Linked DNA regions of Mus musculus: all the other regions are linked to region 3. The links are chromatin contacts, found by Hi-C or POLR2A ChIA-PET in ENCODE. All regions are on one chromosome and are shown on one strand. The core of a region is the stretch at or near the end of the contact, and the rest is flanking DNA. Distances in the headings are between cores, read along the strand shown. Region 1 has its middle 110 kb from the start of Adamts5. Region 2 holds the start of Adamts1 (a disintegrin-like and metallopeptidase (reprolysin type) with thrombospondin type 1 motif, 1). Region 3 holds the start of Adamts5 (a disintegrin-like and metallopeptidase (reprolysin type) with thrombospondin type 1 motif, 5 (aggrecanase-2)).

Evidence for each region. Hi-C counts contacts between places; a loop is a spot of excess contacts on that map. ChIA-PET counts read pairs that join two places held with the same protein, here RNA polymerase II (POLR2A).
Region 1: a map of gastrocnemius shows a loop between it and region 3 (2.4-fold over the local background). The contact joins the enhancer-like site here to the promoter of Adamts5 in region 3. A Hi-C loop is called at or near these places in 2 of 37 maps with a recorded cell type or tissue (gastrocnemius and left cerebral cortex). POLR2A ChIA-PET finds 5 or more read pairs at or near these places in 2 of 5 experiments (Patski and embryonic stem cell).
Region 2: POLR2A ChIA-PET joins it to region 3 with 54 read pairs in Patski. The contact joins the promoter of Adamts1 here to the promoter of Adamts5 in region 3. POLR2A ChIA-PET finds 5 or more read pairs at or near these places in 2 of 5 experiments (Patski and embryonic stem cell).

The regions. Positions count from the first base shown.
Region 1 is chr16:86,014,430-86,017,129 of GRCm38, forward strand. No RefSeq gene overlaps it. Among named protein-coding and RNA genes, the nearest start is that of Adamts5, 110 kb to the left of the region's middle. Within about 2 kb of position 1,327, at least 1 of the 3 ENCODE cell types and tissues checked has a DNase peak (open chromatin) inside an H3K27ac peak, as active enhancers do; it is gastrocnemius, where a contact is called at or near this core.
Region 2 is chr16:85,801,838-85,804,537 of GRCm38, forward strand. Adamts1 (a disintegrin-like and metallopeptidase (reprolysin type) with thrombospondin type 1 motif, 1) reads right to left here and starts at 1,276. Exons shown (of 9, transcript NM_009621.5): 1 at 141-1,276. The coding sequence starts at 873.
Region 3 is chr16:85,899,744-85,902,443 of GRCm38, forward strand. It overlaps Adamts5 (a disintegrin-like and metallopeptidase (reprolysin type) with thrombospondin type 1 motif, 5 (aggrecanase-2)), which reads right to left and starts at 1,382. Exons shown (of 8, transcript NM_011782.2): 1 at 1-1,382. The coding sequence starts at 524. It overlaps Gm46558 (a long non-coding RNA gene), which reads left to right and starts at 57. Exons shown (of 3, transcript XR_001781962.2): 1 at 57-254; 2 at 1,088-2,700.

The DNA.
Region 1 (2,700 bases), core at 77-2,576, 110 kb after region 3:
TGCTAACTACTTTGTGTAAGGTCATTACATTCTCAGTTAGAAGCAGATGCTTGAACTAATTCAGTCTCCTGTTTTCTGACTGGAATATTCGACAACTGATCCTATGTGTCCTCCATTAGGACACACATGACATTTAGGTGTTTGACCTTTTGTGACATTAGGTGCCACCGATAATAATTGATGAGTTAATTTGTTTTGTTTGATTGAACAAATGATTGTATTGTACTTCTGTTATTCCTTTAGTCTATGTTAGCCAGGGTTTTGTTATTGTTGTTGTTGTTGTTATTGTGGTGCTGGTGGTGGTGGTGGTGGTGGTGGTGGTGGTGGTAGTGGTAGTTTTGGTTTTAGTTTTAATAAAAGTTTCTGTAGATCGTGATTTATTCAAGGCTAATTTATAAAGGAGAGTCAGGTTAAACACTCATTTCCTCTCTGCACTTGCTAAAGGAGAGAGTTGGTGGCTAAACTGTCTATGAATGCAATAAACAACCACTGCTTTATCCTAAATAGCACTGTGAATCTACACTCTTCAGCCCATTTCATGAATTTAAGTTTCACTTTTTATATCTTTCTCAATTTATAAGTAGACATTCCTGCTTTCCACAACGGATCCTTCTGTTCCAGTCCTTCCATTCACACCCACACTGCCCATAAAATATATTCTATTTTTTCTTTCCAGGTAGATGCATGTATCTCTCCAATCCCATCATCGAAAACCAATTTTTCTGCATGTGTAGATTGTAGGTTGGTTGTCTTTTACTTAATAGCTAATATTCACATACAAGCACATAATACTATATTTATATCTTTCTGGGTCTGGTTTATTTTGCTTAGTTTTTTTTTATTCATCTGCCAGAAAATTTCATGATATCATTTTTTATGCTGAATAGGACTCTATTATGTAAATGTACATTTCCTTTATTCATTCATCTGTTGAGGAGCAGCTAGGTTGTTTCCAATTTTGGCTATTGGAACTAGAACAGCAATGAATATGGTTGAGCAAGTGTCCTTGTGGTAGGATGAAATATTCACTGTTGCTGCCAAAGCTGTGGGCAAAGTCATCTGGCATAGCCTGAACGGGAAGCTCTCTGGCATAGCCTTCTGTGTTGCTACTCCTAAAGTGTCCACCACAGATCTGACATGCCACCCAGAGAAAGTATAATGACATTAAGTTTGATTGCCAAGTATGATGACATCAATAAGGCAGTGGGTGTAACAGGCTATATATGGTGCACTTGAGGGCATCCTGAGCTATATTAAGGACCTGGTTGTCTGCTTCAATTTTAATAGTGACACACACTCATCTACTTTTGATGCTGGCTCTGGCATTGCTCCCAGTGAGCACTTTGTAAGACTCGTCCCTTTGAATGATAATATGGTTAGACCAAGAGGATGGTGAACCTCATGGCCTACATGGCCTCCGAGGAGTAAGAAGCCATGACCTATCCAACCCCAAAATAGGAATTAAGAAGTCCTCAGCTGCTAAAGAATCCCTGTTCCGACTCAGTCCCCAAACTTCATTTGTTCAAACTCATGAAGAAGATCACCCACGGGCCTAGAAAGAATGACTCCTCTCAAAGACCCATTGACAAGATTGTAAACAGGAAAGTCAACTTTTGGGTGTGTGTGTGTGTGGGGGGGTGTAAGTCTCTAAGTTATTTGAATAATATACCAAAATATTATCCTGATGATATAATACCTATTTTAAACAAATGTTTAAAATGTTGGTCATATTTCCACCATAGCTTGTATACATAAGTTAAGATTAATAAATACATTTACATTTCTATTTCAATAAGGACAATCTATCCTCTATTACAGCTCTCAGGATATTTGTGTTTTTCTGACATGTGGCTTTTTAGACTATAGTATAATAACTATAAGTGCTGACTGCCTTGTCAACATACCTCTTTGTCATTTGCAGAAAGCCCTCATTTGAGTTGCTTTCTGTTGGTGCCAGCTTGCAAGCTGCATCAGTTTATTGATTTTTGTTTAAGTGAGAACAATAAATTACACTTTGCATATATTTTACAAAATATGCTGTGCTGGTGACTTGATAGATGCATGCCTCCATTTTGAATACTGTGTAGAAATAATATTTCATTATTCCATAGAATATTTCAATGTATATCATCATATTACTATTGCTGCAAACTTAAATTGTATTGGAAAATGTTTTGGCATTATATTGAACTCCCAAGCCCTAAGACATATATTATTTTTACTACTTAACCTCATTTAGAAAAGATCTATGTTATGTTGCTGGGTTAGAATGTGAAGCAGTACATATCTCTAATAAATATTTGTCAAACTGAATATGAAATACAGCTTCCAGAGTTGATATATCCTGTCAAGCATAGATGCATGTTAAATGATTAGATAGATGATGATTTTAAAACTCTGTTAATATAATATGAACAAGATAGTGCATTAATTTTTAATGATGGTTTTAAAGTCTACTGATATACTCCATCTAGTTTCCCTTTAATAGATGATGCATACATTCCCCAGCATTTAGAATGATGGCTTCATAGCACAAAGACCTCTCTTTCCCCATGGGAAATGCCTCACAAGGAAAGACACTCTGTGAGTCTATTACTTTCCAGGACTTTGGTGCTTTCTAGAGGGTCGTCCTGCATCCCACTCCTGAGGTAGAATATTTCCATTCATTTTGGTAGTCCTCGGGCTTCTCTCCTGTCTCCT
Region 2 (2,700 bases), core at 26-2,525, 98 kb before region 3:
TTTTGGGGGGGGGAGCGGGAAGGTCACGACCCAGAACTTCAATTCACTGCAAGTCTGAGTCATTCGCATTTAGAGGCGATCTGGAGTGTGACCCCAAGTCACGCCTCGTAAAGACTGAGAGATGGGGGTCACTCTTATACCTGATGGCTTTCCCGCGTCCTGAGGCGTGGGGTCCCGCACAGGCCACTGGTTCCGGGTGTTCTGGCTCTCGGGTCGCGAGTCGCTGGTTGGCAGGGTCTCGTCGTCCATGACGCCGCACTTGGCGCCGCCACTGCCCCGCCGCCTTCGCCTCAGGATGTGGAACTGCGGCCGTGCGGATGACTCCTCCTCGGGCACGGCAGGGGCCAGGCGCTCGGTGGCCACTCCAGGCGCTGGCTGAATGAAGAACTCCTCTCCTTGTAGGTAGAAGGCACCACGCACACCTTCACAGAGGCTGAGGGCTGCGGCAGAGCCGGGATCACCGTTCACCGTGCCAGAGTAGAAGCAGTGAGCCAGGTCCCCGGTGGGGTCCAGATGTTGTGCCTCGGACCCGGGACTGCGCCCCACAGTCTGCAGGGTGAAGCCAGGCGCCAAGAAACCGCTGTCCGGCTGCAACTTCAGATGTAGCTGCTGGCCAAAGGCGTCCAGACGAAGGCGTGTGGTGGTGGAATCGTGGCCCGGGGCGCGCTCCAGCGAGGGCAGGACCAGCTCCTCATCTTCCTCCGTGGGGCGCCCGTGTGCGCCCCGCGCACATAGCAGCATTGTTATGGAAGCGAGGAGCAGCAACAGCATGTGTGCGGACAGAGAGCCCCGAGATCTCGCTGCCCGCTGGACGTCCCCCATGTCGGAGCAGGGCTTCTGCTTGCGTGACCCCAAAGGGACTTTTGGCTGCATGGCACCGCACCCTGCACCGCAGAGAACTCTTGGTCTGGATAGACGTTTAGACGCGTAGAGCTTCGCTGGCCTGCTCCTGATGCTTAAAATTCACGATCACTTTGATGGGAAAGTTCGTGCAGAGCTAGCACCCGAAGCTCCGGGTCACTTAGAAAGATTCTGCACTGGCGCGCGGGAATTTTTTCATTCCAGCACCGAGTTGGTGGCTCCGCACTGCTGGCTGCTGCAGGACCTAGAAGCGCCCCCGGAGCTGGGGAACAAGTCCAGAATAGGAGCCTGGACTCTTCGTCCTCCGCCTTGGCCCCGATTTGACTCGATCTGAGCAAGGATCTGCTCTCTCCGCCGGGCTGTGCGCTCTGGCCTTGCGATAGCACCTAGCTCGGAGCTGCTTTCTAGCGAGTGCAAGGACCAGGCAGCCCCGGCCGCCCCTTTATAGCCACATAGGAGCCCCTCCTTCCCCCAACACTGCGACACCGCCCCCTGAGCTCAGTCGGTGCTAAACCGAGCTCTGCGCCTCGGGGCCTGAAGGGGGAGGGGGCAGCCTCCGCCCTGGCCTCACGCCACAGCTCGTCACTCTGGGGGTGTAAGACGCCGAAACAGCGCTGGGACCAGCACTTTGTACAGCGCTGGCTGCTCTGGGGAAAAGAGTGAACCTTTAACTTCATCTCTCGGCTGCTGATTCCCGGACCACCCTGCTTCCTGTCGCCCTTCCTGTGCCCCGGCTGGGCTGCAGTTTCCAAGAAAGAGGGTCGAATTGAAAAGATTCCTCAACATTCCTTTTCTCCCCTAGTCAGAGCCTCTTCTGCCCCAAAGTGGGCTATTAGCTACAGCTGCCTTTTCTTAAAAAGCACCCTACTTTTCCGTCTCGTCTACGTTTCCATGGGCACCATGGCTAAAGCGTCCTTCTCTTTACCCCAGCTTTTCTTGGGCAAAGTGTTGATTCTGCGCTTCTCAGGAAGAGAAAAGAAAGAGAGAGGAAGAGAGAGAGAGAGAGAGAGAGAGAGAGAGTGTGTGTGTGTGTGTGTGTGTGGTGGTGGTGGTGGTGGTTCATAGAGCACCTCTCCAACTCTGGATTCTAAAAATCCACGTGGAACGACCTTAACAGTTTCCTCAAGTCCTACCTAGAGACCTCTGGGGTGGGGGGTGGGGGTGGGGCGATGTGTGTGTGTGTGTGTGTGTGTGTGTGTGTGTGTGTATCTTGGCTTTTTCCAGAATAGTCTATCTGGAACCAGCTTTAGTTCCCTAGAGACAAAAAAAAAAAAAAAAAAAAAAAAAAAAGGGATTTCTGCTTTCTCTTCTTCATTGGAGAAGCAACTCCCTTCTAGTCTGCGTTCTTCCAAAATCTTAACAGCAGCTGCTGCAGGCCGCAGGCCAGGCGGACAGATGCATCTAAGATTCCCCACTTCAGTATCAAGTCCAAAGCGGCGGCGGGGGGGAACGGTGTGGGGGGAAGGAGGGTTGGGTGATGGGGTGGAAGGAAACCGAGTTCCCCTCCCCCCCCCTCCCCGCTTCCTACCGGGAAGGGAAAGGCAGCATCCGCGTTACGAAAGTCACAAAAGCTGAGCCCTTCCAACCCCGGCCCCTAAGAAAAAGTCGAGAGAGGCTCCTGAACTGAGAAAGAGGGAGGGGTTCTGTGACCCAGAGGAAGGAAATAGTTCACAATGCTCTCACTGGCGGAAAGGCATTAGGACAAGCTTGAGAACCACAGCCCAAGTCCTCAGGCAGACCCGCGCGCTCACACCAGCTAGCTCTTGCTCCCTGCCCTGCCCAGTTCTGGGCTCCCGACTTGCTGCCCCACCCCCAACTGCTGCTCCGGTTGGCTCTTGG
Region 3 (2,700 bases), core at 132-2,631:
CAGGACCCACGCAGGAGTGGCTTTAGAGTGTAGCGCGCATGCTTGACTGCAAAGAAGCCATCGAGACCCCCGCAGAGGTCAAAGACAGCTAGGGATCGAGGGCTGCCGTCCACGGTGCCTCTGTAGAAACAGTGACCCCGGTGGCCAGAGGATGCGCTCAGCCCTCCTCCTGCAGTAACGATGCTACCAGCAGCACCCACTGTGTCATCTCTCTCCAGGTCCAGCAGGAACCTCCGGCCGCCCGCGTAGACAAGGTAGCCCACTTTGCCACCGCCAGAGTAGAGTTGGTCTATATTCTGGACCAGCCCGCCGCTCCTGCGCTGCCCGGCCAAGGGTTGTAAATGGCCTCGCTCCCGTGTTTCCTCCCCCTGCGGCTGGTCCGGCTCGGCGGCCGCTGCTGCAGCCTGAGGCTGCCTGGTTTTATCCTGGGCAGGTGCCGCGGCGGGGCTGTCAGCGGCCAGGGACAGGCAGGACGCGCTCAGCAGCAGCAGTAGCAGCAACAAGGGCGCCCACTCGAGCCGCATAGTGCGCTGCCCGCCGGGAGGGGCTGCGCGACTGAGTCTAGCTGGATGCTTGCTATTTGCTATAGAAGTTTCAGGGGCGGGGGTGGGGGGCTCGCCCTCCCACCCACCCACCCACAGCCGCACACTCTACACACTGGCGTGCAAGGTTGAGTCAAGTGTCCAGGAAAGGGTAGGGGGAATCCGCAGCAGAGAGCCAGCCTGGCCTGGCACCGGTGCCACTGTGAGAACTTTTTCTTTGTTGGTTTGGAAAATGTTTGGAATGGAGGTCCAAGAGACGGAGGAAGAAAAATTTTAAATAAAATAAAAGAAAAAAAATTAAATAAAGGGTGGTGTTGGTGGGAGTAAAAGCCAAGAGGTGGAGAGCAACCAAATACAAAAAAGGAGAGAGGCCCAACGCAGACAAGATCTTTGCACAAACAGATCAAAACAAACGAGCTAAGAGAGTAAGAAGGGCGACCGCGCTGGCCCGCAACTGGTGCGCGTCCGCTCCCGCCCCCTCGAAGCCCGGGGCTGGCGGGCTGCAAAGCTTCCAAGCTCCGACCCACTTCCTTTCTTATTCTCAGGGCTTCCTCGGCTCCGCTGGAACCCGAAGGCAGGGAGAAATGAGACGGGAGAAAAGAAAAGGAAAGAAAGCAAGCAAAGGAAACACCTAAAAATGTTTAAAATCAAAAGCTAGGAGGCGGCCTGCGGAGAGCCAGCGAGGCGGCGCGTCCCGGTCCCTTCCGTTGCCGCGTCCTCCCGCCCGGGATCATCCCCAGTCGGCTGCTACGGGCGCGGAGAGCGGCTCAGGCGCTGTGAAGATGCGAGGAGGTGGGACAATGAATTTATAGCGGCGTGCCATCCTGCAATGGCAATTTCAACAATTCGTCACTGCACGCTGCCTCTTAAAGGGAGAGCTTCCCCCACCACTCCCACCCTTCCCGGTCCGCGCCTAATCTGATGGGGGAGGGAGCAGCGAGAGGAGGAGGGTGATCGAGGAAAGGCAGACCGGGAAGGAGGAAGGGGCCAGAACCTAGCAAGGTGGAAGGAGGGACAAAGGAGGGAGTAAGGGTGAGAAAGAGATTGAGAGAGAAAAAGTATTTGGGCAGAAAACAAGAAAATTCTCTTGGCCTCATTTAAAGCCACAGCAACTCCGGTTCTGTGTGGTATTTCACAACCAATCGGGGTTGGCTAACCTCGGCTTACCTCATCTCCTGAAGGGGTGTTTTGGTGTGTTTTTAAAGTCTCTCTCTGCCTCCTTCCCCTTGCTGTTCTTGAGCGGGATATGAAGTTCTTGCTTCATTTTGCCGGCCAGTGCGCTCTGGCCTTGTAGACCTGGTAACTTCACTGGTCAGGGCAGCCGCCTGTGCAACCCCAAGTCCCTCTCTCTTTTCCCTGGTTCTCTCCAGTCGGTCCCGGTAGCTGATTTCCAGCCTCCTCATCTCCTAGCTTGTTCACGTTCCAACACTTGCTGACTTCGGGCTAGGGGTGACTAACTTCTCCCGGCCATCAGCTGAGCAGCCAGGCAGCCACCGGTGCTTCCTGGCGCGTCTCTGGGCATGCAGCACTGCGGTGACCCCAACAGGGCCGGCTGCGGCCTGGGAAGTCCTTGGCTTTGTGTATAAATGGCGGTACTCCCAGCTTTTTTTCCAGGGCATAGTTGGTCAGTGCCCACAATCTGTCACTTATCCCAGCCACTGGAACTCTGAGCTGTAGGATGTCAGGGTGGGAAAGAGTTAACTCTTGAAGGGGAATCTGCACCCCCACCCCAGACTTTTACATTTGTGCTCACACTTTCTGGCAAACACTCCTTTGTTTGTTTACTTGCTACTCTTCTTATAAGTCAGCCACTCACTGTCAGCCCTCTCATTTTCAAAGCTCATATCCCAGGGAAGAATACTTGAGGGGAGGTGATTGGTGGTTATTAGTAGGCAGGTGGCATGGCCCCTGCTACTCAGTTCCTCCATCCTTTGTTTCCTCTAATTATCAATTCTAAGAAGGTGAAAGGAAACCCTAGTGACTTTCTCACAGCAAGTTGACCTGTGCCAGGGTCCAGTACTGGTCTCTGCACACACCCCGGGATAATTTACACATCTCCATCCCTTTTAACTCCACTCCTTCAGAGGAGAGCAGGCACACTTACATAGCTTTTTCAGATGATACATTCTCACGGAAGGTACCACGAGGGCCAAGACTG